Regions from separate parts of the Homo sapiens genome. Here region 2 is linked to region 1. Evidence: chromatin contacts called from ENCODE Hi-C or POLR2A ChIA-PET data. All regions are on one chromosome and are shown on one strand. The core of a region is the stretch at or near the end of the contact, and the rest is flanking DNA. Distances in the headings are between cores, read along the strand shown. Region 1 overlaps EPG5 (ectopic P-granules 5 autophagy tethering factor). Region 2 holds the start of ARK2N (arkadia (RNF111) N-terminal like PKA signaling regulator 2N).

Region 1 (3,430 bases), core at 112-2,611:
CAAGCAATTCTCCTGCCTCAGCCTCCCGAGTAGCTGGGACTACAAGCGCATGCCGCCACACCTGGCTAATTTTTTTGTAGTTTTAGTAGAGACGGGGTTTCACCATGTTGCCCAGGCTGGTCTCAAACTCCTGAGCTCAGGCTATCTGCCCGCCTCGGCCTCCCAAAGTGCTAGGATTACAGGTGTGAGCCACCACGCCCGGCCTTTAGGTGTGTAACTTCTTACCTTTTTTTGTTAGGTTGCTCTGAGTTTCTCAGTTATGGTAAATTTGCAGTCTTTCTCTCTTCCAATATTGCCTGTCCTGCATGTTGAGTTTCTTCCTGTCCTCCCTAACTCTTAACCTCTTTTTCATATTTTCTGTCTTTTTTTGCTTTATTATGGGTAATTTCTAGAGGTCTTCCTTCCATTTCTTTAGTCTCTCTCCAGCTCTGTCTCATCTGCTTAAAATATATCAATTGAATTTTTCATTGAAGTGATTATTTTTTCCATTTCTAGATCTATTTGTTTGTTTTTCAAATGTACCCTGATCCTTTTTGGTAGTATCTTTTCTTTCATTTAAAATTCTATTTTTTATTTCCTTAGAATTTGTTTAAACATGCTTACTTTATGATGTATGTACATTAATTCTATTATCTGAAATTCCTGTTGGGGGTTGTCTTATGCTGCTGTTTAATTTTCCTTTGGATTCTTGTTCTTGGAGGCATGTTTCCTTGTGTGTTTTTAAATTTTGTATTGTGAGCCCATATTTAGAGAGACTGATGGGAATCTCATAAGGCCTAGGCTGAGGGTGTGTAAGTCCTCCAGAGAGGATCTACATTTGTTGTCAATTGGAACTACTTAACTTCTTGGTTTGGGGTTTCCCGTGCTACCAGTTACATGAAATGAAACCCCAAACTCACTTGCGGGCTGGCCTCAATTCTCACAGTAAACTTTTTGATCTCTCCTGACTCACAATCTAGGGTAAGGCAGAGAAGTTTCCTCTTTTGCCCCATTCTACCCTTTCAGTAAGAATATAGTCCTTAGAAAACCTCATGTTCTGTCCTCTTGTGCTGTTAAAACTCAGCAGGCAAATAGTCCTCGGTTGGCTGGTTTCAGCATCTGTTTAACACTCTGGCTTCCTCTTTGCTTCTGGCCCATGGTGTTTTCTTCCACTGAATACACCTAGTGCCCCTGTGGCTGCCATGTGTTTGTGTGGCATTTAGTTATAGAGTGATATGGTTTGGCAGTGTCCCCACCCAAATGTCATCTTGAATTGTAGCTACCATGATTCCCATGTGTTGTGGGAGGGAGCCAGTGGAAGATAATTGAATCATGGGGGCGGTTTCCCTCATACTGTTCTCCTGGTGGTGAATGAGTCTCATGAGATCTGGTGGTTTGATAAGGGGTTTCCCGTATTGCTTGGCTCTCATTCTCTCTCTTGCCTGCTGCCATGTAAGACATGCCTTTCATCTTCCACCATGATTGTGAGGCCTCCCCAGCCACATGGAACTGTGAGTCTGTTAAACCTCTTTTTCTTTGTAAATTACCCAGTCTTGGATATGTCTTTATCAGCAGTGTGAAAATGAGCTAATACATACAGTTAAGCATATGTCATCCAGTTTTGTTTTTTTTTTGTAATAGATTTTATTTTTTGTTTAACGGACTTTATTTTTTAGAGCAGTTTTAGGTTTACAGCAAAATTAAGTGGAAAGTACAAGAATTCCTTTATACCTTCTGCCCCCACACATGCACAAGCCTTCCCCACTCTGGACATTCCACACCAGGGTGATACATTTGTTATAATTGATGAACCTACATTAAGGCATCATTATCAATGAAAGTCCATGATTTACATTAGTGTTCTCTCTTGGTAAACACATTCGGTGGGTTTTGACAAATGACAAATAACATGTGCCCACCATTGTGGTATCATACAGAGCAGTTTCACTGCCTTAAAAATCCTCTGCGCTCTGCCTGTTCATCTCTCCCTCCCCTCAACCCCTGATCCTTTTACTATCTCCATAGTGTTACCTTCTCTAGAATGTCCTATGGTTGGAATCATAGCATTTTCAGATTAACTTCTTTCACTTAGTAATAGACATTGAAGTCTCTTTATGCCTTTTCATGGCTGGATAGCTCATTTCATTTTGTCTGGCTGTACCTTATTTGTATTTCTGATTTATCTTTTATATATCTTATCTTACCTTGAAGAGGTGTAAACTCTTCATAGAATAACAGAAATGTTATTCTTTGCTTCTTTTTGCTCCCTACAAAACTAGGGTAATGCCATATTCTCAGTGTGTGTTTGATAAATAGTGGTTCAATGAGTAACACATGAAATCCTAGTAGTACTCAATTATTTTTTTGAAAGGCAGACTTCTAGCTGCTTTTTACCATCCAGAATATATTGATTACTGAGAAAAAGATTTGAGCACCAAATTATAATCATAAAGGCTATATATTTAATTTCTTTTTTTTTTTTTCCTTTGAGACTGAGTCTCACTCTGTTGCCCAGGCTGGAGTGCAGTGGCAGGATCTTGGCTCACTGCAACCTCTGCCTCCTGGGTTCAGGCGATTCTCCTGCCTCAGTCTCCCGAGTAGCTGGGACTACAGGCGCCCGCCACCACACCCGGCTGATTTTTGTATTTTTAGTAGAGACGTGGTTTCACCATATTGGCCAGGCTGGTTTTGAACTCCTGACCTTGTGATCCGCCTGCCTTGGCCTCCCAAAGTGCTGGGATTACAGGCATGAGCCACCATGCCCAGCCATATTTAATTTCTTAGTATAGGGGAAAGCACCCCAAGGCTCTCTTGCCCCTGTATATGAATAAAATAAGAAAGTGGCATAGGACAGAAGGGTTCACAGACATCAAGACTTGGTAGCTGGGTTCAAAGAAAGGAAACAGGAGAGCTTTGCAAGGTAGGATGAAGAAGTATTGCAGCTTTTTAGTGAGGTTATCTGATCCACTAGCTCCTTCTATGGATGAGAAAAGTGGGGACCTGAAAATGAAAAGAATTTATCTGACGTCACAGAATTTGTGTCTTGGCTGGAACTATCAGCTCAGTCTATCCTAAGACATCCTTCTGGATATCTTCTACATACTTACCCAACTTTATCTAAACAAAACTGTCTTTTATCCATATTTAAACGAATGCTATCATTAACCTCTGTCTTAAAGGTTGTTAAAAATGTGCATTCCTGTTCCATGCCGGGTTGTGGAATTGAGGGTACAAGCATGTTAGAAATGAGAGTTGTCTGGTACAATGTGTTGATGCTCATTGGCTTTTTTTTTGGACAAGGAGTCTCACTCTGTTGCCCAGGTTGGAGTGCGGTGGTGCGATCTTGGCTCACTGCAACCTCTGCCTCCCTGGTTCAAGCAGTTCTCCCACCTCAGCCTCCCGAGTAGCTGGGATTACAGGTGCCTGCCACCACACCTGGCTAATTTTTGTA
Region 2 (3,430 bases), core at 534-3,033, 300 kb before region 1:
TAAGAAATCTGATTCAGTCCAGGCGCCACGGCTCACGCCTGTAATCCCAGCACTTTGGGAAGCCAAGGCGGGCAGATCACGAGGTCAGGAGGTCAAGACCAGCTTGGCCAACGTGGTAAAACCCCGTCTCTACTAAAAATACAAAAATTAGCTGGGCGTGGTGGCGCGTGCCCGTAATCCCAGCTACTCGGGAGGCTGAGGCAGGATAACTGCTTGAACCATGTGTTTTTTTTTTTTTTGTCCTGAGACTCCTCAGGACATCAGGCAGTAACTATCAATTGTAGGCCTCTAAAAATGCTTGTTAAACCAAAAGGCAATGCTCTGATTACTGGAGGAATCTAGATTGCCAAGATCAGCAAAACTACATTAGAAAGTTAATAGCTTCCATCCTTAAAATATCCCAAGAGAAGAAAGGGAGTGATTCTGTTAGCATGTACCCAATACTACACAATAAAAGCCTAAGCAAAATTGGCAGATGTTTTTGTAATTAAGAGGTCCAACCTTGACGAAGTATCATCAGTAGGATTTTAATTCTACTGGGTAAGAGGATTCAGAAAGCAAAAGGTCAGGCAAAAAACGAAAAACCCATCCAAACAGAAACTGCTCAAGGATCTGGTAGGGCTCGTACCGATGTTCTCTACTTCAACCTGTGAGCATCAATTTTGTGATGGGGGCTGCCGGGGACGGGGGTCGGGGCGGGGGGGTGGACAATTTTAAAGTGAGAATGAATGGCTTGCGTAAAGGCGATAGTCTTTAACACGGGTTCGTCAGTGTACATCCTCGCCGGTTTTGAAATAAAGTTGACAAACTCCCCAGAAGCGGTCTATTTTGGAGACTGACACATCTCTCGCATTGACTGGAGGCGCCTGCCGACCGAAGGTAGTGGAAGCGCCGAGAGGCAGGCGGCGCCAAGCCTATAAGAAAGCCTTTTCTCCCTCCACCAAGGCCACTGCGGCCGCGGCGCCGGAGCTCTCCGCTGCAGGGGCAGGTGTCGGCGCCAGACCCCCTACTCTCGGAGCTGGCGGAGTTGCCGCCACTGCTTCCCCCGCGGGCCTAGGAGCCGGAAAGTTGCGTGAAGACAACTCCAGGGCCGTGAAGTCGCTTCCCCCCGCAGCCCGGGGACTGCGGCACCTCCAGCCTCCCCTCAGCACCCCCGGAAAAGGACTCGCCTCAACCCGGCCCCAGCGTCTGGGGGCTTGGAGTGCCGGAGCCAACTCCGCCGGGCCGGGAGGACGCTAGGGTCACCAACGGCGGACGAGCAAGGAGGTCGGAGAGGTGCGATGCCCCAGCGTCAGCCGGCAATCCAGGCTGCGAGTTCCCGGCGCCCACCAGCCAGGCCCGCTAGGACCCCAGCGTCCGGACGCCGCAGAGCCCTCACCGCGGCCCGCAGCCCTCCGATTCGCCCCGACCCCTCCCTGGGACGCAACCCGGGCCCCCCAACTCGACCAGTAGCCAGGCCGCGGCCCTGCGCCCCTTCCCGCCTCACCTGCGCTCCGCGGCGACTCCGTGCCTTCTCGCTCGCTTCGCGCGCGCCCCGTCGGGGCACGCACCGAACCCCCGGCCGGGACTCTTCCCCGCTGCGGTGACTCAGGACGCGACGGCCACCGCCGCCTTCTCCTCCTCGGAACAAGCCCCGGCAGCGAGCAGTGGGTCGCGGTCAGAGCCCCTGCCGGGACCAAAGTGAACCTCGCCGCCTCCGCAGCCTCTACCACCAAGTCCCTTCAGTCGTCCGCGCCGCCCCCAAGAAAATGTCACCAGAGGCCGTTCCGCTGGGCGCCTCACTTCCGCCCGGAAACACAGAGCCCGCGTCGGCCGGCTAGAGAGGCAGCTGCGCCGGAGACCTCTGGAGACTGGCGCCCGAGGCCCGAGAAAAGCCAGACAGCGCCATCTGGCGCGATGGAACCCGCGCTCCTCCCGCTGCAGACCGCGGGGCGTGAAGGCGCCGGCTCCCCGGGCTTCTTTCCCGCGCTCCCTCCTTCTGTTGAGACCGTCACCTTCCCGAAATGTCTTTCCCGGGGGGTGGGAAAGCCACTCAATGCAAGCCAAGGACAATGCCTTCAGCAAAGGACAGCGCTCCCTTTTCTGTGCGCTGCTCAGTACTCACCCCCTCCTGAAGCCCTTCCGAAAGCAGCTTGCGGTGTCTGAATCCCAGAGTCGCTCCAGCGGAGAGCCCGTGCCCTTCTCTCCCCGCTTTTTCGCGGATGCCGATAGCTGGGCTCGGGGAGACTCGGCTGAGCTCTTCTCGGGCAGCGGCACCAATATCTGCTCAAGTTTCTGTCCGGGCACCTTGCAGGCCTTGCAGATCGACCGCCACCTGCTGGTGGGACGTGGCCCGCTGGGGAGACCCCGCTCTGCCCCGAATTCCGCCTCTGCAGTCGCCCTCCGATTTGCAGTCAGCCCTGGGGAGGGTGGGGGAAACGAGGTGGACCCGAACCCCGAAGAAGGGGAGGAGGGCGCAGGCCCACTGGCGGGTGGAGCGTTTCCCAAGGAGGAGCAGGAGATGCTGAAGACATATCTCAAGACTCAAGATCTGGCCAAGGACCCGCGCTCCCCCAAAGCAAAGCAGTGTTTTGAGAAGAAAAATAATAATAATAAAGCTTTGAGGAGGAAAATGTAAACGGTCTTTACCTTTACAGAGCTGTGCTGGAACCTCGGATGAGACCCGTCAAGAGGAGATTCTGAAAATCTCACACCACTGGGTCCGCACTCCCCTAAATATCAGTCTCCCCCTTCAGACCAGGCCCCTTAGTTCCCCCACTTCACTCATTTTTTCTGACTGCCTACAGGAGTGCGAGTTTTTCATCCCCAACTACAAGAATAAATTAAGAAAAGAAAATAATTTTATTATACCAGGCACCTTGCATTTAAATGGGTTAAATCCACTGAATCCTCATTACAACTCATAACAACCCTATGAGTTGGATGGCGTTACTAGTCCCAAATTGCAAAGGTGGAAACTGAGGGACAGAGTGACCTGCCCAAGATGACACATCCAAGTAAGTGGCAGTGTTGGATTCCAACACAGGCAGAGCTTACTTTCTTAACCACAGCCACCAACTGCCTCACTGAGAATCACAGAGAACGTAGTGTGTGCTAGCTAAGTAGTTTATCCGTGTATGTTATTTCACTCGTTCATTCATTTATTTACTTTCTGCTACCTGAGTCCTCAAGGGATTTGAGAGGTTATGGGGTAGTGACAAGAGCCCAGCCTATTTCAGGAAAAAAAGAAAAGAAAAGGAAAAATCACACTAAGATCACAACTTTCAGTCTGGAAATGAATGAATGTGGACTAATACATTGAGTTTTTAAAAGATTCCTTGACAGTCTGATCTAATCAATGCTGCAGAAATACTGAAGTAGGACCCTGACTACTGAGATACCATCTTGGGTCCTTCTCCTGTTTTTTGTTTTTTGTTTTTTGCTTTGTGGT

Evidence for each region. Hi-C counts contacts between places; a loop is a spot of excess contacts on that map. ChIA-PET counts read pairs that join two places held with the same protein, here RNA polymerase II (POLR2A). Pooled maps may share reads with other maps.
Region 2: a loop to region 1 is called in a pooled map, with 4 times the contacts of the local background. The contact joins the promoter of ARK2N here to the enhancer-like site in region 1. A Hi-C loop is called at or near these places in 4 of 50 pooled maps. POLR2A ChIA-PET finds 5 or more read pairs at or near these places in 4 of 52 experiments (GM12878, OCI-LY7, Panc1 and 1 more).

What each region holds. Positions count from the first base shown.
Region 1 is chr18:45,872,547-45,875,976 of GRCh38, reverse strand. All of the region lies in intron 35 of EPG5 (ectopic P-granules 5 autophagy tethering factor), which reads left to right. Among named protein-coding and RNA genes, the nearest start is that of SIGLEC15, 49 kb to the right of the region's middle. Within about 2 kb of position 1,361, at least 7 of the 41 ENCODE cell types and tissues checked have a DNase peak (open chromatin) inside an H3K27ac peak, as active enhancers do; they include GM12878 and OCI-LY7, where a contact is called at or near this core.
Region 2 is chr18:46,172,387-46,175,816 of GRCh38, reverse strand. It overlaps ARK2N (arkadia (RNF111) N-terminal like PKA signaling regulator 2N), which reads right to left and starts at 1,783. Exons shown (of 5, transcript NM_145055.5): 1 at 1,487-1,783. RefSeq lists enhancers at 770-899, 1,500-1,549, 1,580-1,839, 2,160-2,209.